Regions from separate parts of the Homo sapiens genome. Here region 2 is linked to region 1. A link is a loop called in an ENCODE intact Hi-C map of the cell type or tissue named here. Cell type or tissue: sigmoid colon. All regions are shown on one strand. Each heading gives the region's core, and the rest is flanking DNA. Links, peaks and the distances in the headings are about the cores only. Region 1 has its middle 10 kb from the start of LINC00621. Region 2 has its middle 100 kb from the start of LINC00621.

The links. Peaks named below come from ENCODE experiments on the same cell type or tissue, not always from the same donor. Only the 100,000 strongest peaks of a DNase experiment are listed, where the experiment ranks them.
Region 2: it touches region 1 in a loop (2.7-fold over the local background); 1 of 110 quality-filtered maps calls a loop at or near these places.

Annotation. Positions count from the first base shown.
Region 1 is chr13:22,920,361-22,932,771 of GRCh38, forward strand. It overlaps LOC124903230. Among named protein-coding and RNA genes, the nearest start is that of LINC00621, 10 kb to the left of the region's middle. In sigmoid colon, for the core only: no CTCF peak of the experiment used is centred there; a DNase peak (open chromatin) is centred at 6,191; H3K4me3 peaks cover 1,948 bases; H3K27ac peaks cover 291 bases.
Region 2 is chr13:23,014,162-23,026,572 of GRCh38, forward strand. No RefSeq gene overlaps it. Among named protein-coding and RNA genes, the nearest start is that of LINC00621, 100 kb to the left of the region's middle. In sigmoid colon, for the core only: a CTCF peak has its summit at 6,285 (motif pointing left); a DNase peak (open chromatin) is centred at 6,310.

The sequences.
Region 1 (12,411 bases), core at 4,936-7,435:
TGCAGAAGTTAACTCAAAATGGATCAAAGACTTAAATGTAAAACCTGAAACTATAAAAACTACTAGAAGAAAACACAGGGAAAATGCTTTATGATATTGGTCTTGGAAAAGATTTTATGAATAAGACCTCAAAGCACAGGCAACAAAAGCAAAAATAAACAAATGGGATTACATAAAAGTAAAACGCTTCAGCATACCAAAGGAAACAATCAATGTAGTGAAAAGAGAACTAACAGAATGGATGAAATGAAGACTTTCAGAACCAAAACATCCTGAGAGAGTGTCCCACTGAAGACCTACACACAATACCCTACTAAGAGGTATTCTTTGACCAAAAGTAAATTGAACCTGGGAAGATGGAATAAGATACATGAAGCTCGGGTGAGCAAAGAAAATGCAAGATAATACAGGTAAATCTAAAGGAGCACTGAGTGTGTAAAATAATAATAATCGTAACTAATAATGCAGGTAAAAAAATACTACTGAACTAAAACCTTATAGAAGATAAACACTAACTTATGATTTAAGGAGAACAACAACCTCTTAACCTAAGAATACAAGAGAATTTCCTTATCCTGATAAAGAGGATTAAATCATATAGAAAGTATTATCTTTCATTGTAAAATTCAGTGCTGCTCTAAAATCAGCTCCATTTTTATGTTTCATTGTGCTAGAGACCCTAGAAGCAGATTGTGAGATAAAAAGAAATCTGTTATTGGGTCTAGGAAGGAAAAAAACTAAGCTATTACTATGTGCAGAACATTTTTGAAGAGGAAATTAAAGATAATCTAGAGACAGCTGTTAGAATTAACTAGGGAGTTCAATGAATTGCAGGATATAAATTCAGCATAAAAATTACTAGCAAAAATTAGATAAGTATATAAGATTCCATTAACAGTGAAGAACCCCACAAGGTTCCTAGAGATACATGTAATAATAATGTGCAAGACGTTTCTAATAGGAGGAAATGGGTAAACTTTGTTGGAAGGCATGAAAGAAGACCTAAGTGAATGGAGAAATATGCCATATTCATGAATAGAGAGACTCGTTAATGATGGAAACTATCATTACATTGATCTAAAGATAAAATGTATTTCCAAAATCTTTTCCCAAAATGTGTTTTTCATGCTGATTTACAAAATTAACATACAAGAGCAATGAGCCAAAAATAGCCAAGACATACCTAAATATAAAGGCGAGAGAGATAACAGATATCACAACTTATTTTATAGAGCTACAAGTCTTAAGAGAGTGTGATATGGTTCAGAGATGGGTAAATAAAATAATGAAACTGAGGCTACAGCTAGAAAAAGAACCATGAATACATGTGAACTTGGTATATGATGGGGGCATTACCCTTCAATGGGGAAGGGGTGCACTACTTGGCACGTGGTGCTGGAGCAACAGAAAACAAATTCATCAAGAAAAAATAAATCACAGGTAGGTCAGCACCTACACGTGAGAATGCAAAGCTATAAAAGATAACATGAGTTTATACCAATATCACAAAACAGGAGGAACAGTTTGAGGTATCAGACACATTAAAATTTAAAATTCTGTTCAGAAAAAGGCACCATCAATAAAGCAAAAAAATGTACAAGCCTCAGTCTGAGAGGATATATTTGCAATCCACATAACCGATGAAGTATCACTATCCAGATACATAAATAGTTCTGAAAATCAGTAAGAAAAAGGCAAGTGACCCAATGGAAAAATGAGCGAATGATAAGAAACAATAAATATCAAGAGAAAACAATGGGCAATAAATAGTGAAAAGAGGCTGAACTTCACTGCTAACACTGAGAAACACAAATTAAAACAACTAGATGCCATTTTTCACCCATTAGAGTGTAAAAAATTAAGAAGTTTGATACTACAGAGTGTTGCCATGAATCTGTGGAAATGGAAACTCTGCTGCTGGAAGGCGTATAAACTGGTATAACCACTTTGGACAGCAATGCAGCAATACCTAATAATAATGGTAATGATAGCGCTAATGTTTAATACTTATTGAACATTTATAAAGTGCCAGGCATTGTTAAAAGCTGGCATGGAAAGCTGATGACACACATTCCCAGAAGCCAGGGGCTCTTCCTACAGTGGCCTGGCCCAAGGACCCCTGCACATGGCACCAGCAGACACAAGCAAGGCTGCTCATGGTGTGGTGGGAAAGCAGAACTCGTTTGTAAGTTCCTGAGTGGGGAAGGATCACTAATCTGTGCCTCATTGGCACAACAGAATATTCTACTCCAGCTAACAGAAACACACTGAATTGATGTCCGTCAATATGGATAAATTTCAAAAACTTGATTTTGAGTGAAAAAAAGCAAGTTGCAAGAATCTTTACACCATTTGGCCATTTATGTCAACTTTAAGGCACATAAAATATTGTTGGAGGATGCAAGCATGTGATAGAAAAGTACGAACTTGTAGGTGGGAAATATGGACACCAGCCCTCCTCCATAGAGAGCTGACAGCTAGCTGGGGAGCTAGCATTGGTCCTTCTGTCCATCCATCCACAGGAGCCAGGCCATCTCCAAGGAGGGAACACCGGCTAAGGGAAGCAAGAGCCAGCCTTGAGGAGCTGGAACCTGGAGGAAGGTTATTCTAGGAATTCAAGGACTTAAGACATTTGAAATCTACTAACCTCATTTGTTATGATTCATTATACATTAAAAAGTCAGGAAACAGCAGATGCTGGAGAGGATGTGGAGAAGTAGGAATGCTTTTACACTGCTAGTGGGAGTCTAAATTAGTTCAACCATTGTGGAAGACAGTGTGGCGTTTCCCAAGGATCTAGAACCAGAAATATCATTTGACCCAGCACTCCCATTACTGGGTATATACCCAAAGGACTCTAAATCATTCTACCATAAAGACACATGCACACGTATGTTTATTGTGGCACTGTTCACAATAGCAAAGCCTTGGAACTAACCCAAATGCCCATTAATGATAGACTGGATAAAGAAAATGTGGCACATATACATCATGGAATACTATGCAGCCATAAAAAAGGATGAGTTCGACCGGGCGCGGTGGCTCACGCCTGTAATCCCAGCACTTTGGGAGGCGGAGGCTGGTGGATCATGAGGTCAGGAGATCCAGACCATCCTGGCTAACATGGTGAAACTCCATCTCTACTAAAAATACAAAAAATTAGCCAGGCATGATGGCGGGTGCCTGTAGTCCCAGCTACTTGGGAGGCTGAGACAGGAGAACGGCATGAACGCAGGAGGCAGAGCTTGCAGTGAACCGAGATCATGCCACTGCACTCCAGCCTGGGCGACAGAGCGAGACTCCATCTCAAAAAAAATAAATAAATAAAATAAAAGGATGAGTTCATGTCCTTTGCAGGGACATGGATGAAGCTGGAAACTATCATTCTTAGCAAACTAACACAAGAACAGAAAACCAAACACCACATGTTCTCACTCGGAAGTGGGAGCTGAACAGTGAGAATACGTGGACACAGGGAGGGGAACATCACATACTGGGGCCTGTCGGGGTGGAGGGGAAGGGGAGGGATAGCATTAGGAGAAATACCTAATGTAGATGACGGGTTGATGGGTGCAGCAAACCACCATGGCACGTGTATACCTATGTAACAAACCTGTACATTTTGCACATGTATCCCAGAACTTAAAGTATAATAAAAAAAATTTTTTTAATTAAAAAAAAAACATGGGCTCAATTAACATGCAGCCAAGGTAACACTTGTTAAAAATCCTACCTCCATGCAGGATGAGAATTCCTCTGGAGGTGGGAACAGAGAAAACTTCATGCTTGGTAAAGCACCTGAGGCACCCATTACAATCTGGGACAAGATGAGGACATCAACACTCATGCTGTATTCCACATGGGAGGCCAAGTCAACTCAAGATGATTTTTAAGAGATATAAGAGCCAGGCATGGTAGCTGATACCTGTAATCCCAGCACTTTGGGAGGCTGAGGTGGGAGGCTTACTTGAGTCCAGGAGATCAAGACCAGCCTAGGCAACAAAGCAAGACCAAGACGCCTTCTCTACAAAAAAATAAGAAAATTAGCCTGGCATGGCAGTGCACACCTGTGGTTCCAGCTACACTAGAAGCTGAAGGGGGAGGTTCACTTGAGCCCCGAGTTTGAGGCTGCAGTGAGCCACATTAGTGCCACCGCACTATAGCCTGGGTGACAGAGCAAAAGCCTGTCTCCAAAAAAATAAATAAATAAATAAAAGCTATAAATACTGCAAAGAGGCAAAACCTGCTGTTGTTTGCTGACAAGCTAATCATATCTAGCAAATCCAAGAAAAAAAAAACAGTAAAAAATGAATAAGAGAATTCAGTAATATAGTCAGAGATGAGGCCAACATATAAAAATCCATGTCTTTCTATATACACAAGAAATAACCATTTGAAAGAAGCTGTCCTATTTACAATAGCTAGAAAAACTGTGAAATATCTGGGGGCAGAGGTTGGAAGAAACAAAAATGCACACAAAACTTGTGAGAGGAAAACCAAACCTTTATTGGCAGGCACAAAATAAACTTTCTGAGTAAATGGAAAAACATTCTCTTCTTGAATGAGGAAATTAACATTGTAAAGATGTCAACGGTCTCCCAAAGTGATCGAGATGCGCCCTGTGCAGTGGAATCCCAAACTGTAATTGCATCTTTCACGGAATTTGACACACTGACTGAAATTCACCTGGAAAAGAACATGCTTAGTAAACATGGTTTCCTGAGGGGGAAAAAAAAAAGAAAATTGGTTTTGCAGACAAGGTTCAAGTTAGAGATCCCAGAAAGAAACGGATGTATCTCCATGCGGTGAGGTACGCTGGGAAGGGCATGTCCCGCGGAAAGAGCAGGGTGGACGATGGACCGTCTGGAAAACAGGCTGCCAGGGGACAGAATCAACACAGATTTCCAAGTCACAAAAACACGTAAATTCTGTGGATTAAAGAAAGATATCTAGAGATCTACAAACACAAATCTAAAGAATCCTTGATTTCACTGAAAATCAAAGATGTTGATGAGGGTAATCATGAGCTATTGTTTTTCACTCATAAAATTGGGGGTGAAAGACAAGGATTAACCTTTCTAGCGATGATAAAGGTGTAAAAAGTATTTGGCTGCGCGGCTGGTGGTGAATAATTTTTACAACCTTCTCAGAAAACAATATGGAAACGTCCAGCACAAGCCAGCAGAGAAAGCCTGTTTGAGGCCTCTGCTGTGGATAGGGACGCCTGCCTGAACACAGGGGAATCATGCGCATCCATGCTAGCTGCAGTCATTTTGGTAATAGAAAAAAAAAAAAAAAAGAATTAGAAGGGGAAGGAAAGAGAAGCACCTTAACTCTTCGCCGGCAGAGATCTTGTTACACAGCAGCATCGCCCCACAGGGCAGAGGCCTCTGCAGCCATCAAAGAAAATGAGATCGAGCTAAGTGGGCCAACGTGGAAAGCTCCCGGGACATGGTGTTATATGTAAAAAGCAAGTTGCAGACGACGCATGAAATATGTATGATTCCATTTGTGAAAAAGCAGCATCGCTAGAAAAAAACTGTATATTTTATTTCGTATGTACACACAGTGTGTAGATCCATGTAAAGAAAGCAGTCCAGACGGTGGGGCGGGGTTGGAGATGCAGCCAGCCCTGCTTTGTGTCTAGATACTCCGGCATGCTTGGCGCCCCCATGCCCGAGGTCATGTGCTCCTGCCATAATTTAAACAAATGCCTGAACAGCAAAATGAAATTAGAATAGGCAGCTAGACGTGGTCTGGAGCGCAAGAGGAAGGTGCGGTGCGGTGAGGTGAGAAGAGAGACCGCGCTAGACCAGGCGATGTCTTAGGGACGGGAGAGGGGTGAGGCCCACGGCGGTCCTGGGGAGCGGCCCACGACCGGCCCACGCAGAGCTTGTAGCCAGTGAACAGGAAGTATTGGCGAGAGGGACTGAGAAACCCAAGAGAGTGTGGGGTGAGGAAAAGGTCAAGGAAGGCCCAGGCTTCCAGGAAGGGCCTGGGCCGGGGCGGGGCGGGTGGTGGGAGGCAGTGGTTAGGACGGGCGGGGGTGGGGGTGGGGGTGGGGGTAGGGGTGGGGGTGCCACAGGAGGCCGGCGTGGCCTTGGAAGCCGCTCAGCCGCGCGGGGGAGCCCGGGGATCCGAGGAGCTGCGGAGGGAAGGGGAGGAGCAGGGCGTGGTTGGAAAGGCGGTGGGACAGGGAGGGCTGGGCTGTGCGGCTGTCCCGTCCTCGTGAAGAGGAGCGTTGGGAGGAGCCGGGAGAGACAAGGCTATGGGCGGCGGGCGGGGACGGCTGTCCCTCCCTCAAGGAGTGGAGTTAGCGAGGCTGCGCTGGGGTGCTCCGTTGCCGAGGATGGGCCGAGTTCGAGGCGGCAAAGGTGCGGGTGTGCAGGGGGGAGGCGGCGCCCTCCTCGCTGGGTCTGGGGTCCCGCAGCGCCTCGGGCCGGAGCAGTGAGCGAGCGTGGGTGGGAGCTGCGGCCTGGGTCCTTGAGCCCGGCTGCCCCGACGGCAGGTGCACCGGGGTTGCGGGGGACTCGGCGCATCTCCAGGGCGAGTGAGTCCAGGGCCTTCGGCCTACAGGCTGAGCAACGCGGACAACAGCGAGGGGGCTCCGTGGCACAGCTGGCGGGGTCACGGCGCACGCCTGGGCGCCCTGGAGCCCGGAGACTCAGCAGCCATCGCTCGGGGCTACCACGGCCCTCCAGGCTCCTGAGCCACCCGCACGGAGGACGAGCTGCGGAGCGCGGTGTGCGGATAGCCAAGCTCCTGCCGCCAAGGCCACCCCGAGCCCAGGCTGCCAGGGCGGCATCCACAGCCGGCGGCCCGCGGGCCTGGGCCTGAGACCCGCGCAGCAGCCCCGCCTGCCCTGCCGTGAGAGGGAAGTAGACCGCGCTTGGTTTCCGCAGGTTAGAGTCTCAGATGCATTGTTACAGCTGCACAAACTACCCTACCCCGACAGTGCGTGGGTGCCGGAGCCTTGGTCCATAAGGGAGCCTTGTGGGCAGTGGCTTAGGCAAGAGCCTGACTGGTGTCATCCTGTCCACTTGTTTACTAAAACCCTCTGCTGTGGTCATTCATTGCTGACCATTCACATAGGACAGACATATCTTCATGATTTTTGCCCATTCGCGAGGCCTATTCACATATCTTTTCCCCAAATATCTTCACCACCAATTTTTCCAATCGTTCTTTCCATGTCTCTGACCATCCAGCATAAACATTGAGCACAGCTGGCGAAATAGTCCATCACTGCACAACTGGCCACTGCTCCTTCTAAGCAAAGTGCACAGCCAGGTGCACTGCCTGCAGCTCTGCCCAGGAGGACTTCCCTTCCCCACTGTCTTTCAGGGACGTCCCAGGAAGGGGCTGTAGTTCTGCAGCATCCACTTTCAGGTGGTGCCTGCATATGGGGCAGAGCCGTCTGTAAACCAGGCCTGAGTCATCTCTTCCTCTGTCAGATATCATGGGGACCTCCCCAGGAGGTCACAGGCTCAGGCTGGGAGAGAGGGTCTCAGCTGAGAAAGGCGGTGGGGCAGGAGTGGGGACCATGGGCACTTGGGCCACTGCTTCATGTAACCTACTTGAGCATTCAGGGGCTGATTGGGCCTAATCACATACATACCACTTCCATTCGATGACAGAGTGTTGCTGTGCACACCTAACTGTATGGCTTGTTGGGTCAGATAACACCCTCTGACACCACCCTCTGACACATAGACGTCTCACCGATAAATGTAGAATAGTTGCTACTTCTTGCTCACTAAGTCCAATCAGCATGATGTCATCAATGTAATGCACCAGTGTGACATCTCATGGAAGGGAAAAGCAACCAAGATTCCTGCAGACTAAATTATAATGTAGGGCTGGAGAATTGATGGGACACTCCCTGAGGTGGGACAGTGAATGCGTATTGCTGGCCTTGCCAGCTGAAAGAAAACTGCTTCTGGTCAGCCTTCTGGACAGGGATGGACAAAAGGTATTTGCTAGATCAATAGCTGTGTACCAGGTAACAGAAGATGTGTTAATTTGCTCAAGCAATGAAACGACATCTGGTACAGCAGCTGAAATTGGAGTTACCACCTGGTTAAGCTTATGATATTTCAGTCATTCTTCAAGATCTATCTGTGTTCCCTACAGGCCAAATAGGAGAGTCAAATGGGAATGGGGTAGGAATCGCCAGCCCTACATCTTTCAAGTTCCTGAGGGTGGCATGAATCTCCACAGTCCTTCCAGGAATGTGGCATTGTTTTTGACTTACAGTAGTCACCCCTTATCCCTGGTTTCACTTTCCACATTTTAAGTTACCTGTTGCACAGTACAAGATATTTTGAGAGAGAGAAATCACATTCGCATAGCTTTTATTGCAGTATATTCTTCTAATTGTTTGATTTTATTATTGTTGATAGTCTACTGTGCCAAATTTATAAATTAAACTTTATCATCAGTATGTATGTATCAGAAAAAACATAGTATAGCTAGGCTTTGGTGGTTTATATGTCCATAGTTTCAGGCATCCACTGGGGTCTCAGAACACATCCCCTGCAGATAAAGGGGGGCTACTGCATTATTTTCCCAGGCTAAAGCAGTTCTAGTGGCTTCTGCTTGGTCTTCTTCACTGTAATAGTCCTTACTCCACAGGTCAGGTACCCAGTGTGTAGATGCTACCAGCTCCTCAGTATGCCTCTTCCAATTATGCATTCTGGAATGGGGAAATAACTACAGGATGGGTTTGGGGACCCACTTGACCCACTGTAAAATGAACCTGAGCTAAAACTCCATTGATCATTGAGCTCCATAAGCCCCTACTCTGCCTGGGTGGCCACAGTGACCTTTTCAATCTTCTGGAATCAATGTCAGTGCAGATCCAGTGTCCAGTAGTCCCTGAAAGGTCTGAGTCCCTGAAAAGGTAAGGTAGGTCCCTTTGGAGGAGGCTGGGGAAAAGATTAAGAGTATACATTTCGGGTAGTGTACCAGGGTTGTTTTCCAAGGCGACATTGTTGTCCCTTCATTCACGAGTTCCAAGTCTGTAAATTGGCTCAGGTCTGAGAATTGAGGGGCTGTAACTCTCTGCTTTGAGAGAATGATTTTATGATTTGAATTTGACTTCTGTTTTAGAGACTGGGTCTCATTATATCACCCAGGCTAGAGTGCAGTAATGTGATCATAGCTCACTGCAGCCTCAAATTCCCAGGCTCAACAGATCCCCCTGCCTCAACCTCCTGAGTCACTGGGACCACAGGCATGTGCTGCTATGCCCAGATTCGACTTAGACTTTTATTCACTTGATCTAAAACTTTTCTGCTTATACAGATCACGGCTTCTAATCAAATCCCCTTCCAGGAGCCCCATGATAACGGGCCAGAGCCATGAGTCTCATGAGCCAGGCTGTTCTGATTGCTGCTGTGCCACTCCTGCCCATTGCTATACCCGCACCCACCTCGCTGTGGCCCTGACAGCTGGATCCAGTTGCTTCCCTTGCACTTAGGTTTCCAGCTGAGTGGCTGTGGTTCCCACCGTAAGGTCTGACCTACAGAGAAGAGTTATGGCAGAGCTCTTCAAGGAAGCTGGGGCCCCCTCACACAGTTCTTTCTCAAGGTGTTAGTGAAAGGCTGTCTTCCAGACCCCCCAGCGTGGGTGAGTAGGTCTGAAATGACAAACCCACTCTAACACATCAGCCTCCCTAGCCCTTTAAGCTCCCTCTACATTAAACTTGGGGAGATTGGATCTTTCCAGTTTGCTCACAGCAGGGCAGACTATCTTTTGACCCCTGTTCAGCCATCCAACCAAACTTCGCCCTTTCTAACTCACTGAGCTGCAACTTTAAATCCACAATATCTGCTTACTGAGCCCATATCAATAAATTTGGCCTGATCCAACTTTATGTTCCTTCCACTACCATCTCACATCCTTAATATTCATTCTCACCTGTGTTCCCTGGATTTCCACTTGTATAAATTAGAAACCCATGTTGTTCTTTTGGAGTGCAACATACCTTCTTGTGGGTCACAATTTGTCCCTCACCTTCAGGGGCCTTCTGGGGTTTGGGTCTAGTTATAGGTCTAGAGGCAAAGTGGGGTGGTGAGGCTGGGTCCTGAAAAGAATCAGCATTGTCCCACTTTGCCACCACCTCAGAGGAAGATATGACTCAGGATGCGGGGGACTCCCACAAATCAGGTGGAAAGGCTATACCAGTATTGGCAGGGATGCTGCTGCCACTGGGGATGTGAAGGCCACTTTGTTTGAGGGTTGGGGGGACCTCTTCCACTGGCAAAGAATACATCAGAATTTAGGAGCTCGATACCCCCAGCTTCATCAGGGTCTTCCCACATGTCCCCATTCCAACTTACAGTATCCCATTCTTTCCCAATCCATTTCCCCACTTAAGAGTAGACATCCTAGGAGACTGGGAGCTCAACTTGCATTGAATTAATAATTTGGCCAATTGCTGGATGAGATCCTGAGTTTGATTTTCAGAAACTTCAGCCCTGTGCTTGTATGAAATAAGGCTCTTGGGGCACACATAGAAACTCTTAGGTCACTTTTGTGGCTCTTGAGCTGGGAATTTGAATCCCTGAGCTCATCTTTTTCTTTTACCACTTTGTGCAATGACATTAGAAGCAACAAATGTCATTATATTCCTCAGTTTTCCTAAAATGTTCAAAAGTATCATATACAGAGTCATGTAGCTCCTTGCTTCTTATAAGTGGTTTATTAGGAGGATCCAATGCAGATAGTTTGCATATCTCTATAGTTTATGCCATGGGTGATCAGTGCTCTCTTTACTACTGGAAGTAGAATCATTAGTGTCTTTACATATAGTCTGATTAAAGATCCAATTCCAGAAACTCCAGGAAGAATTCAGAAAACTCATCCTCAAAATTCTGGTCCTCTAGATCCACTCTTGGTACCAAAATCTATATTAGAGTTCTACAAAGAAACAGAATCAATAGAATATGAATATATATAAATATATATACATATATATATATAGAGAGAGAGAGAGAGATTTATTATAGGAGTTATGTAGTTACGGAGGACAAGAAGTCCCACAGTCTGCCATCTGCCAGCTAGAGACCCAGGAAAGTCAATGGTGTTATTCCATCTGAGTGCAAAGACTAGAGAACCAGAAGCACCAATGTTCAAGGGCAGGAGAAGATGGATGTCCCAGCTAAAGAAGAAAGTGAATTCACCCTTCCTCAGCCTTTTGTTCTATTCAAGCCCTCCATGGATTAAGTGATGCTTGCTCACTTTGAGGAGGGCAGGTCTGTACTCAGTCTACTGACTCAAATGTTAATCTCTTCCAGAGACACCCTCATAGACACATGCAGAAATGATGTTTTATCAGCTATCTAGGCAACCCTTAATGCAGTCAAGTTGACACCTAAAATTAAACATCACAAGCAGGGAAGATGGTGTGGGAGGTGAGGTGTGTCTGTGAGCAGAAGCTGGGTGGGTCTCTGCATGAACATGTAGGTACGGGTGCAAGCATGTGGGAGCTGTTGGTGGCAAAACTCAACAGAATCAACTCATATTTAGGAAGTGAATCAGATGTCCCATCCTCTGAGCCCTGTGACATTTCATGATCTGGAGCAATAAAAAACTCTCAGAGCAAGATGTATAATAAAAAGCTAAATTTTCAAGTATGGTTTTTGGAAGAATGTGACTTCTGACTTTTAACAAAAAGCAGAAACAAACACTTTCTTTCATACTTAGGAATTGTCTGCCAGGCTTCTGGAGGCACCTGGGCCGTGTGGGTTCACAGCGGTCATCCAGGGAATGGATGGACATGGTGAGTTTCTGAAGCACGGGCATCACCCTTAGGGTAGGGGGAGGGCTCCAACACCAAGGCCCCCAGCACACATTTCACAAGGAAAAATGACCGTGTCGTGCCTGTGTTGGTAGGTGATCAACTGTGCTTAACCGAGAAGGGAATTTTCTCTAGTTAGAGGCCTCACATTAAGCATGCATTGGCTTCATCTGGAGTGTGCAGAACAGAATCATTCTCTTCCCCATTCCTCACCAAGAACAGTAATTAGAATGCAAGTTCATCTCCATATAATGCATTATGACTTTAATATCAGTAAATGCTTCTTACATATTAGATGCAGTGAGGAAATATTAGTTGAAAATTCACAGACTGGTATGATCAGTTTCCTCTAGGATAAAATGTGATAAATGGGTTTTAATAAACTGAGGAGAATTATAGGCACCATCATCTTGGTTCCTGTCAATTTTACTTAGAGTAAAATGCCATTGCAATAATTAGTTGGTTTTTACTGTATTCATTAAAAGTTTTTCTAATGACCACTTGAGGAATAAGTAAAATTAATTTCTTTCTTGAACATCAAAGGAATTCATCAATCAAACAAAAAGCAAACTTCAGGGATTATGCGAGACAGGGTGAGGACCAGTGGT
Region 2 (12,411 bases), core at 4,889-7,388, 94 kb after region 1:
TCCTTTTGTTCCATATCCTCAACAGGATTTGATGTCATCAGTATTCCAGATTTTGGCCATTTTTTTCCAACTTTTATTTTATATTCAGGGGGTACATGTGCAGGCTTGTTACACAGGTAAATTGTGTATTGGTATACAGATTATTTCATCACCCAGGTAATAAGCATAGTACTTGGTAGGTAGTTTTTTGATCCTCATTCTCCCCCCACTCTCTACCCTCAAGTAAGCCCCAGTGTCCATTGTTCCCTTCTTCGTGCCCAAGTGTACTCAACATTTAGCTCCCACTTGTAAGTGATAACATGTGGCATTTGTTCTCTGTTCCTGCATTGATTCACTTAATTAGCTCCATCCATGTTGCTGCAAAGGACATGATCTCTTTCTTTTTTATAGCTGTGAAATATTCTATGGTGAATATGTACCACATTTTTTCCAGTCCACCATTGATGGGCATTTAGGTTAATTCCATATGTTTGCTATTGTGAATAGTGCTGCAGTGAACATACATGTGCATGTGTCTTTATGGTAGAACAATTTATATTCCTTTGGGCATATACCGAGTAATGGTATTTCTGGGTTGAATGACAGTTTGTCTTAAATTCTTTTAGGAATCTCCATGCTGTTTTCCACAGTGGTTGAACTAATTTACATACTCACCCGTGGTATATAAGCATTCCCTTTTCTCTGTAACCTCACCAACGTCTGTTGTTTTTTGGCTTTTTAATAATAGCCATTCTGACAGGTGTGAGATGGTATCTTATTGTGGTTTTGATTTTTATTGCTTTACTGATTAATAATGTTGAGCATTTCTTCACATGCTTGTTGGCTGTGTGCATGTCTTCTTTTGAGAAGTGTCTGTTCATGTCCTTTGCCTATTTTTTAAAGTGGTTGGTTTTTGTTTGCTACTTTGTTTAAGTTCCTTCTAGATTCTGGATACTAGGCCTTCATTGGATGCCTATTTTGTATCTATTCCCATTCTGTAGGTTGTCGTTTGCTCTGTTGATAGTTTCTTTTGCTGTGAAAAAGCTTGTTCATTTAATTAAGTCCCATTTGTCAATTTTTGGTTTTGTCATAATTGCTTCTGGTGTCTTCATCATTGTATTAGTCCATTTTCATATTGCGATAAAGAACTACCTGAGACTGGGTAATTTATAAAGAAAAGAGATTAATTGGCTCACGGTTCCAAAGGCTCTACAGGAAGCATGGCTGGGGAGGCATCAGGAAACTTACAATCATGGCAGAAGCAAAGGGGAAGCAAGCACATTTTCACATGGGGGCAGGAGAGACAGAAAAGGAGGAGGTGCTACACACTTTTAAACAGCCATATCTCATGAGAACTTGCTCATTATCACAAGAATAGCAAGGGGGAAATCTGCCCCCAAGATCCAATCACCTCTCACTAGGCCCCTCCCCCAACACTGAGGATTACAATTCAACATGAGATTTGGGTGGGGACACAGAGCTAAACCATATCAATCATGAAATTATTGCCAGGTATTGGTATTTCCTAGGCTTTCTTCTAGGGTTTTTATAGTTTTAGGTTTTATATTTAAGTCTTTAATCCATCTTAAATTGATTTTTTGCATCTGGTGAAATGACAGGGTCCAGTTTTAATCTTCTGCGTATGGTTAGCCAGTTATCCCAACACCATTTATTGAAGAGGAAGTCCTTTCCCCATTGCTTCTTTTTATCAACTTTGTTGATAATCAGATGGTTATAAGTGTTCTTTAGCATGTTCCATTGGTCTATGTGTCAGTTTTTGTGCCAGTACCATGCTGTTTGGATTACTGTAGACTTGTAGTATAGTTTAAATTTTGGTAGTGTGATGTCTCTGGCTTTGTTCTTTTTGCTTAGGACTGCTTTGGCTATTCAGGGTCCTTTTTGGTTCCATATAAATTTTAAAATACCTTTTTTCTAATTCTGTAAAAAATGTCATTGGTAATTTGATAGTAGTAACATTGAATCTGTAAACTGCTTTGTGCGATATAGAAATTTTCAGAACATTAATTCTTCCTATCCACAAACATAGAATGTTTTTCCATTTGTTTGTGTCATTTCTGATTGCTTTCAGCAGTGTTTTGTAATTCTCGTTGTACAGATCTTTCACCTCCCTGATTAGCTGTATTCCTAGATATTTTGATGCTATTGTGCCTATTGTGAATGGGATTGTGCTGTTGATTTGGTTCTCAAGTTGGACATTGTTGTATATAAATGCTACTGATTTCCGTACATTGATTTTGAATACTGAAACTTTGCTGAAGTTATGTATAAGATCTGGGAGCTTTTGGGCAGAGACTATGAGGTTTTCTAGGTATAAAATCATATTGTCTGCGAAAAGAGGTAGTTTGACTTCCTCTCTTCCTATTTGTGTGCCTTTCATTTTTTCTCTTTCTTGATTGCTCTGTCTGGTGCCTCCATTTCTATGATGAATAGGAATGGTGAGAGTGGTCCTCTTGTCTTGTTCCAGTTCTTAAGGAGAATGCTTCTAGCTTTTGCCCATTCAGTATTATGTTGGCTGTGGGTTTGTCAGAGATGGCTGTTACTATTTTGAGGTATGTTTTTTCAACGCCTAGTTTGTTGAGGTTTTTAACATGAAGTGATGTTGAATTTTATCAAAAGTCTTTTCTGCATCTATTGAGAAGACCACGTGATTTTTGTGTTTTGTTCTGTTTATGTGATTAATAACATTTGTTGATTTGCATATGTGGAACCAACTTTGCATCCCAGGAATAAAGCCTACTTGATCATGGTGGGTTGGCTTTTTGATGAGCTGCTGGATCCAGGTTGCTAGTTTTTCGTTGAGGATTTTTGCATCTATGTTGATCAGGGATATTGGTCTGTAGTTTTCTTTTTTTGTTGTGTCTCTGCCAGGTTTTGGGATGCTGGCCTCATAGAATGCATTAGGGAGGAGTCCTTCCTCCTCTGTGTTTTTGAATAGATTCAGTAGCATTGGTACCAGCTCTTTATAAGTCTGGTAGAATTCACCTGTGAATACATTTGACTCAAGGTTTTTTTTCTGAGTGATAGGGTTTTTTGTTTGTTTGTTCTGATTCAATTTTAGAACTGATTATTGGTCTGTTAAGGATTTAATCTCTTCCTGATTCAATTTTGGAGAATGTCGTGATTCCAGGAATTTATCAATTTATTCCAGGTTTTCTAGCTTCTCTGCATAGAAGTGTTCATAATAGTCTCTAAGGATTTTTTGTATTTTTGTCGGGCCAGTGGTAATGTCCCTTTTGTCACTTCTTATTTGTTTATTTGGGCCTTCACTCTTTTTTCTTTAGTAGTCTAGCTAATGGTTTATCAATCTTATTTATTCTTTCAAAAAAACAAACTTTTGATTTTGTTGATCTTTTGTATTGTTTTTAGCATTTCAATTACATTCAGTTCAGCTGTTATTTTGGTTATTTCCTTTCTTCTACTGGTTGTGGGGTTGGTTTATCTCTTGTTTTTCTAGTTCCTCTAGGTCTGATGTTAGGTTGGTTGTTGCGGGAAGTCAGGGACCCCGAATGGAGGGACCAGCTGAAGCCATGGCAGAGGAACATAAATTGTGAGGATTTCATGGACATATATTAGTTCCCCAAATTAATACTTTTATAATTTCTTATGCCTGTCTTTACTGCAATCTCTGAACATAAATTGTGAGGATTTCATGGACACTCATCACTTCCCCAGTCAATACCTTTGTGATTTCCTATGCCTGTCTTTACTTTAATCTCTTAATCCTGTCATCTTTGTAAGCTGAGGAGGATGTCTGTCGAAACAAGACCCTGTGATGGTTGCGTCAACTGCACAAATTGTTTGTAGAGCACATGTGTTTGAGCAATATGAAATCTAGGCACCTTGAAAAAAGAACAGGATAACAGCAATGTTCAGGGAACAAGAGAGATAACCTTAAACTCTGACTGTTACACTATTACACACAGTATAATTACACACATTGTATCACACACTGTGTAATTCCACACACTGTGAATTGCACACAGTATCACACACACGGTGTAATTGTACACACTCCATTACAAACTGTGATTACACAAAATCACACAGTATAATTGCACATGCCATATCACACTGTGTAATTGCACACGCTGCATCACACACGGTGTGATTACACACTGTATCACACACTCTAATTGCACACACACCATATCACACAGTGTAATTACACCCTGTATCACACACACTGTAACTGCACACACTGTATCACACAGTGTGATTGCACACACACTGTATCACAATTGCACACACTGTATAACACACATGGTGTAATTGCACACACTTATCACACACAGTGTGAGCTGTGGGGATTGTTTGGCTGCTCCTTTCTGATGGCTCTTTCCAGACTCTCAGTAGTTTCCACCCACCCATGCTCATTCAGTGCTAAACCAAAGACCAGAGGAGATCCCTCTACAAATCTCCAGACCTCTTTCCCTTTCCAGCATTTTGTCCTGCAAATTCTGGCCACTGTGGCTCCCCTTGTTCTGAACTCAGTTTCCCCAAGTCAGTGAGCTCACTGGGCTCTCTTTGGATCCCTCCTGTGCTGCAGACCAGAAACTCTCCAGGAAGCACACGGCACTTCTAAGCCTTGCCGCGTTTATTTGCCATCTCTTAGCAATGTTGGCCAACATCTGAAATCTACTGTTTTATGCATTTTGCCCAGTTTTCCACTTGTTCAAGGTAGAAGTTGAAATCTGGTCTCTGTTATTTCATTGTAGCTGGTGAGTTTTTTTTCCCAAATTGGCGAGATGTAGGTGTACACAAGTACAGTCCATATGTATTTAGATAATGGGCAAAATTAAGCTATTAGAGTGACAAGTGCTTTTATACACTATTTAGGGTATGTGTATTGGTATGGTTCCTGAAACAGCATATATCCTGGAGAGACATATAAAGAGTTACATTTCTATCCAGCCAGTAAGGATGATTCCCGTTGTTTATAATACAGTGGGGAAGGACAACTTCATGTCCAAACAGAACTTGTGTTTAACATTTTTTGATATTTGTTTATAAATTTTGATATTAAAATTAAATAATCCATTGAAAATAATGTGTTAAAACTATGTAATGAGAAGGACTTATGTTTATAATAAATTATTAAATGAAAACATAAACTTCCAAGATACCCTCTCTTTTCCTCTATCTTTCTGCATTTGGGAAATGCGGTCTTAGTGACTTAGGTGAACTGCAGCATTAATTTACAAATTTGAAAAAAAGATTTAATAATTCATGAAGGTTATCTGAAAGGGTAATATATAATAAACAACAGATACGCCTCTGAAAGAGCATATGTTGCCACTGGACACACCTCTAAAGAATACATTTTATTGCATTAATCACATTTATGGTGCCTTTATTATTTCATTATATAAATATATAATCTCATCAAGGTTCATTTTATATTTAAGAACAATCCAATTTTTATTAATAAATTGAATACCAATAGGAAAATAATAGCATGGGAAAATCTAATCAATGGATAATTGAGGCCTAAAGCAAAATTAGATTATTTTGCAAGATTTAATCCCAAAGGAAATTAGATTCTGTATCTTGCTTTTATAATTCTCATTTTAAGAAATTAAAAATTTTGTATTAAAATATTAGAAGATAAATCCTGTGATCATTTTGGGTATCTTATTATACCCATTAAAAATTTTACTTAAAAATGTATAACCCCTCATATGCTAATTTGTAATGTTTACGCTTGTAAGTATTTGAGTCTATTAACGAATTTTATATGGCTCTATTAATCATTACAAAAGATATACTCACCAAGCCCTAAAAGTAAGTCCCAAAGATTAAAAAAATCTAGAGAACTATAAAAGATATTGGTTTTTGGTTCCAAAGAAAGTCAAGCAATAGAATTACAATTCATTCAAAAAACTATTTTCATTTTTTCTCTGTAGTTCCAAGGCTTTGTGACAATTCTAAGAGGTATCAGACACTATCCTATTTCAAGTATTCAGTAGATAAGGGAGTTGGTTTAGAATCAAGCAGACTTTGTTTTGAACTTAAATTCATTTTTTGCCTTATTGACTTTTGACTTTTCAGTTTATTTTCCTGGATTTCCATTTTCTCATCTATAAAATGGTGATTCTGGCATATCTCATTGTCTAGTACATAATAAGGGCTCAGTAAAGCTACTAACTTACTGAAAGGAAAATATATTTCTAATGTCAGTGCCATGGTGACAACAGCATCATAGTAAATAAAAAGAACTAAAAGCTCAGGTGGTTGTAGAGCTTGTGTAAATGTGAGGTCCATGTTCATCATCACTGCCATCTAGTGGCAGTGTGACAAACCGCACTGTATACTCTCTTCCTCTTATAAAGCCACCAGTCCCACTCCTGTGACAACCCACTAATCCATTAACCCATTAACCCATAAATCCATGAATGGATTAATCCCCTTCTGAGGGCTCTGCCCTCACGACCCAATCACCTTTCAAACGCCCTACCTTTCACTTCTGCCACGTGGGGGAATAAATTTCCAGATGAGTTTTGGAGGCAACAGATAAACCATAGCAGTTTGGTGATAGAGAATTTTAATATCATAGAATTTTATGATAAAATAAGACAATTAATGATAGTATGCTTAACAAAGGTAAAAATTACTCTCCAAATGTGATCATCATAGCAAGCCGAGGTTTTGCTGACAAAGTAAGTTTCATCTCCTGAGTAATTTCATAAATCAATGGAAATTATCTTTTTTTCTGTATCTAGTAGACATACTGACTATTCCTTTGAAGCCAAATAGTGCTAGGACTTTTTCCTGTGAAGTGGTATGAGAAGTAAATCCTTTCTGTGTAACACTGGCTATGAAAATTATACTATAGTTTTTAGTTTATCCAATGAAAGAAATTCTCTTTAAGAGATCATTTTTACAAATTTTAATAGCATATTGGTAGTACATTCCTTTAAACAGGTCAAAATTTAGTTCTTTATTAAGCTGATAATAATAGTTGTATAGCAATCTTTCCCATAGTTTATTAATTTATGATCTCGCTGAACATATTTGTTTTAAACACATTATGTTTTGGGGATGTGTTTAGACATACAAAAGGGATTCTTTTTACTTTGTTGATTTTCCCTATTCTAATTTTTTCATAGTCTTCCATTAAGGGCTCCTCTTTGAATGATTATTTTAAAATTTACCTTCCTCTTACATTGTTTTCCAAATCAATCTTTTTCCCTTTCTAAAATAGTACTTTTGGGGCCACGCGCGGTGCCTCACGCCGCAATCCCAGCACTTTGGAAGCTCGAGGCGGGTGGATCACGAGGTCAGGAGATCGAGACCATCCTGGCTAACACAGTGAAACCCCGTCTCTACTAAAAATACAAAAAAATTAGCCCGGTATGGTGGCGGGTGCCTGTGGTCCCACCTACTCGGGAGGCTGAGGCAGGAGAATGGCGTGAACCCGGGAGGCGGAGCTTGCAGTGAGCCGAGATAGCGCCATTGCACTCCAGGCTGGACGACAGAGCGAGACTCCGTCTCAAAAAAAATAAATAAATAAAATAAAATAGTACTTTTATTTAGTTAAAACAAATGTCATAATAGGAAGGTTATCAACACAGAATAGTAGTATACAACAGGTTTTGATTTTGTTTGCATGAATCCTCGTCAATATTGCCTCTAAAACTTCAAAAACTAACCAGTTAATAAACATTAGCCGTCTTCACCTTAGCAATTTCACATGAATCCGTGGAAAACATATGCTCCTGACATATTCATATATCCTAAAACGCTTTTGTGCTGTATGTCTATTGACAATTCGTACGGTATTGCATTTTGATTATGCAAAATGACATACAGAGTAATTTATTCCTACGCTGGAAATAGAAAAGTTACCTAAGCCACAAGCCCCAGGGTACTGTTAGCAGTGTCTGTTCACAATAATCACAATGAATTTCATGCCTGTGGCCTATTTTCACATTGCAGTATTCTGGGCCCAGAGCTCAGACAAGCTGTTCTGCTCTGAGGCACGCATAACAACTAGCAACAAGCATTTGGGGCTTCCTATTGAACATCTGTTGCAAGAGCAGAGAGATATAATTACAACGCAGTGCCCCATTTCTTTCCTCCTAATCCACCAAGAATCATTTTTAATAGTTTTTTTCTATTATTTATATGGTTTAAGTAAATTATTCAAGGAGATGTTGATTGTAAAATGGTTCTTTTGTTCCCAGCCTGTTTTCCTTGGGTTCGTTGTCAGGTGACCTGAGGTCCAATGCCTTCATTCCATCTCATCAGTGTCCGCCTTTCCTCTCTCTCTCTTTTATTATTTCGTTACTCTTCCACAGACCTTCTTTTCCTACCTATAAAAGTGACCTCATATATTATTACTATTCTCAGTATCTTCTAAAACATGAGATTTTTTTTTCATACTTAGCACATTTACACAGGGTTTCCTTTATATAGATTGTGCAAAGCCATTGATTGGTTTTCTCTTTCCACTTCCTTCTTTTTTAAAAAAATTAATCTGGGGGAAGGAATATAAGCTTCCTCCCAGGGCAGTGTATGCAGGAGATGCTGCTACTCACTATCTTCACTTTAACAGCCTCACTAATATTCACACCAATATGAACGCACACACACACACATACATGCATAAACAGGCACACACACATCTACACACACACCACACACATGCACACACCACACACGCACACACCACACACATAAACACGCACACCACACACATGCACACATGCACACCACACACACGCACCACATGCACACACACACCACACATGCACACACCACAAACATGCACACACATACGCACACACGCACAATCTGTCTTTAGTCCTCACTCATCTAAAATTGTTTTCAAAAATGTCACTCAGTGTGTCTTTATGTAAAGCGAAAAATATATATTTTGTACTTATTCATGTAATCTATCTTTTTTTCTGAAATGCTCTCTTTCCTCTGCTTCTAAAATGTCACGTCCTCTTAAGTTTTCTCGTAGCCATTCTGGACACCTTTTCTCTCTTAACGGTGATATTCCTCAGGATCTCTTCTTTTCACATTCTATGCTGTTGAAATTCAACCAGAGATGAACTTGAGAATCACAGGTGCCAGATGTCACTACATTCAAACTGAATGTGAACACAAAGGGGCATGTCCTTGACAAAGACATTTAAAGAAAGCCACCCATGCACACCTGTTTCTTTTTTGTTTGTTTGAGGTGGAGTCTCACTCTGTCACCCAGGCTGCAGTGCAGTGGTGTGATCTGGGTTCCCTGCAACCTCCGCCTCCTGGGTTCGGGTGATTCTCATGCCTCAGCCTCTGGAATAGCAGGGACTACAGGTGTGCACCACCACATCTGGCTAATTTTTGTATTTTTAGTAGAGATGGGGTTTCACTATGTTGGCCAGGCTGGTCTCGAACTCCTGACCTCAGGTCATCTGCTCACCTCAGCCTCCCAAAGTGCTGGGATTACAGGAGTGAGCCACTGCACCCAGCACCCATGCACATTTAAGTTCTCATCTGGGAATATTTTCCTTCTCCGAAAAGAATATGCTTAATATTTCTCTTAGTGCAGATTATCAATTTTAAAAATCTTTTTCTCTTTCAAATGAATTTTTAAGCACATTGTTGAAGTAAACATTGAATTCTACATTGACATTATTTTATTTTATTAAATATATTATTCCATTGACTTCTGACTTCCATTTATCATGTTAAGAAGAGACATTTCACAACTTATTTCACACCCACTAGAATGACTATATTAAAAAAAAATAGGTAACAGTAAGTGTTGCCAGAACCCTCATACACTGATGATGACAATGTAAAATTGAACCACAACTTTGGAAAACGTTTGAGCAGTTTCTCCAAAAGCTAAACATACAGTTACCATGGACTCAGTGAGTTTACTTCTTCATTATTTACCCAAGATACGTGAAAACATATGTTCACCCCAAAATTATAAACAAATATTCACAGCAGCATTATTCATAATAGTCAAAATGTAGAAACAATCCAAATGCCCATCAAATGATGAACGGATAAACAAGATTGAATATTATTCAGCCATACAAAGGAGTGAAGTTCTGATACAATATAGATGAAACTTAAAACGTTTTGCTAAGTGAAAGAAGCCAGTCGGAGAACACCACAGATTATATAATTTCACTTATATGAAATTTCCAAAACAGGAAATGATATAGACAGAAAGTAGATGAGTGGCTGCATAGGACTTGGGGACAGAAGGATTAGGGGTGACAGCTGAAGGATATGGGGTATAAAATGTTCAGAAGTTGTGTTGATGGTTGCAAAACTGTGTAAATATACTAAAAAATCATTAAATTACACACTTTAAATAGGTAAATACTGAAATAAACATATTTCAGTAAAGGTGTTACCAAAAAAAAAAGCCAGGTGTATGTCTAAAACCTTGTTATAGTGAAAATGTATATTTTCTTGAGTTTAACATTTTATTTTTGTCTTCGTTTTTATGGTTTTATTATCGTGTGCCTACATGTGATTTATATCATTATTTATTGTATTTATTGTCTGTAGACCTTTTTAAGTCCATGATTGGTTGACTTTCTCCAGTTTTATACAATTTTCAGCCATAATAACTTCAAATATTGCTACCATCCAATTTTATCTTTCACCTCTTTTGGATACCTTTTGGACTTTCTCACAAATTCTAGATGTAATTACTGTCTTTGGTACTTCTCTCTCTGTGTCTCTCTCTCCATCCATCTCTCCCTCTCTATATTTATATGTAGAAAGATACATACATATATATACAGTGTGTATATATTATATAATATACACATACACATATATGTATATTTATACACAAATATAGTCCCATTCTTATCTGTGTATTAATAAATGGCTATTAAAACTGTAGACTGAGTTCTTAATTTCAGTTATTTTATGTTTCAGACTTAAAAACTGATCTTGATTGTACTTTTTAGAGTTGACAGTTCTCTGCTGAGACTCTCAGTATTGTATTTCACATCTTTGACTGCAATGATCACAGTTATATTGAAGTCTGTATTGGTTTATATTAGAACTTGAAGTTTTATGGCTCCTTTATCATTTGAGTGGGTTCTAATGTACACTGTCTTGTCACCTATACTGTTTGATGCAGTCCTATATCTGGTTAGAGCTATTTTCCTCCAGAGAGGATTCCTGACTGGGGTCCTAGAGGTACAGGACCTCACCAGACACTGGGTCACGTAAAGTGTGGATGCAGTCATTGCGTGGATTGTGTTACCCCTGTTACTCTTATTTGTAAGCTTCAGCTCTCAGCATCTCAACTCAAAAGCCTGGAGGTTTTACCAGGATCCTCTATCATTATATTAATGACCTCTGGCTTCCAATTTCAGTCCCTCACCCAGCCTTGGGAGTTTGTCGGAGATGCTACCCAGCCTTCCATCTGTACATTTCTATAATCCGCAATCAGCAAACAACCCCATAGAAACAGGGATCCCTTTTCTGAACTTCTGTGTCTCAAATTTTGGTAGGTAATTTTTCAATATATTTTTAGGCATTCTGTGCTTTCAAAGAGGTTTTCCCCACCTAGCTTTTCTACTTTTCTCAGCAGGGTGAGGGATGGGATTCTAAATTACCTAGTGCACCGTCATTGAAAGCAGTAGTCTGTCCTCCCAACTTTATTTCAGCTAAAGGGTAAGTTGTACCCTTTAAACAAATCTTTGACATTTTCAGGTGTTTATATAGTATAGTTCCACGAGATAAGATTTTCTCCTTCCTTCTATTGCCTAAGTGAATGGTAAAAAGGAAATTTCTTTCAAGTAATTTGAAAGCACTTAAAGTAGATTTTTAGCTATAAGTAATAAATGAAAGTACATACCTTAATGTGGCCTGAAGCCCCACCCTTCCTGTGGCTGTCCATGCCTGTTTTTCACTGAACAGCTCAGAGTGTACTATGCCACTCTTGCTTCATTTCACACATGGGCTAGCTGCATTACTGGACGCTGTTATATTCTGATTCAAAGGAATAAAGAACTGACAAGGAGGCAGAAGTGGGAAAATTATCTGCCTCCAATGTACTATCCACATAAAAAGTGAACTGCAGGATTTTTTGTTGATTCAAATCCCAAGTCTCTAATTGGGGGGGTGATACGATTTGGATTTGTGTTCCCGCCCAAATCTCATGTCCAGTTGTAATCCCCAGTGTTGGAGGAGGGGCCTGGTGGTAGGTGATTAGATCATGGGGGTGGTTTCCCTCTTCCTGTTCTTGTGATAGTGACTGAATTCTCACGAGATCTGATTGCTCAAGAGAGTGTAGTACCTCCCCCTTGTCCCTGTCCCCTCTCCCTCCTGCTCCTGCCATGCAGGACATATCTGCTTCCCCTTCACCCTCAGCCATGATTTTAAGTTTCCTGAGGCCTCCCAAGCTGTGCTTCCTGTACAGCCTGTGGAACCATGAGC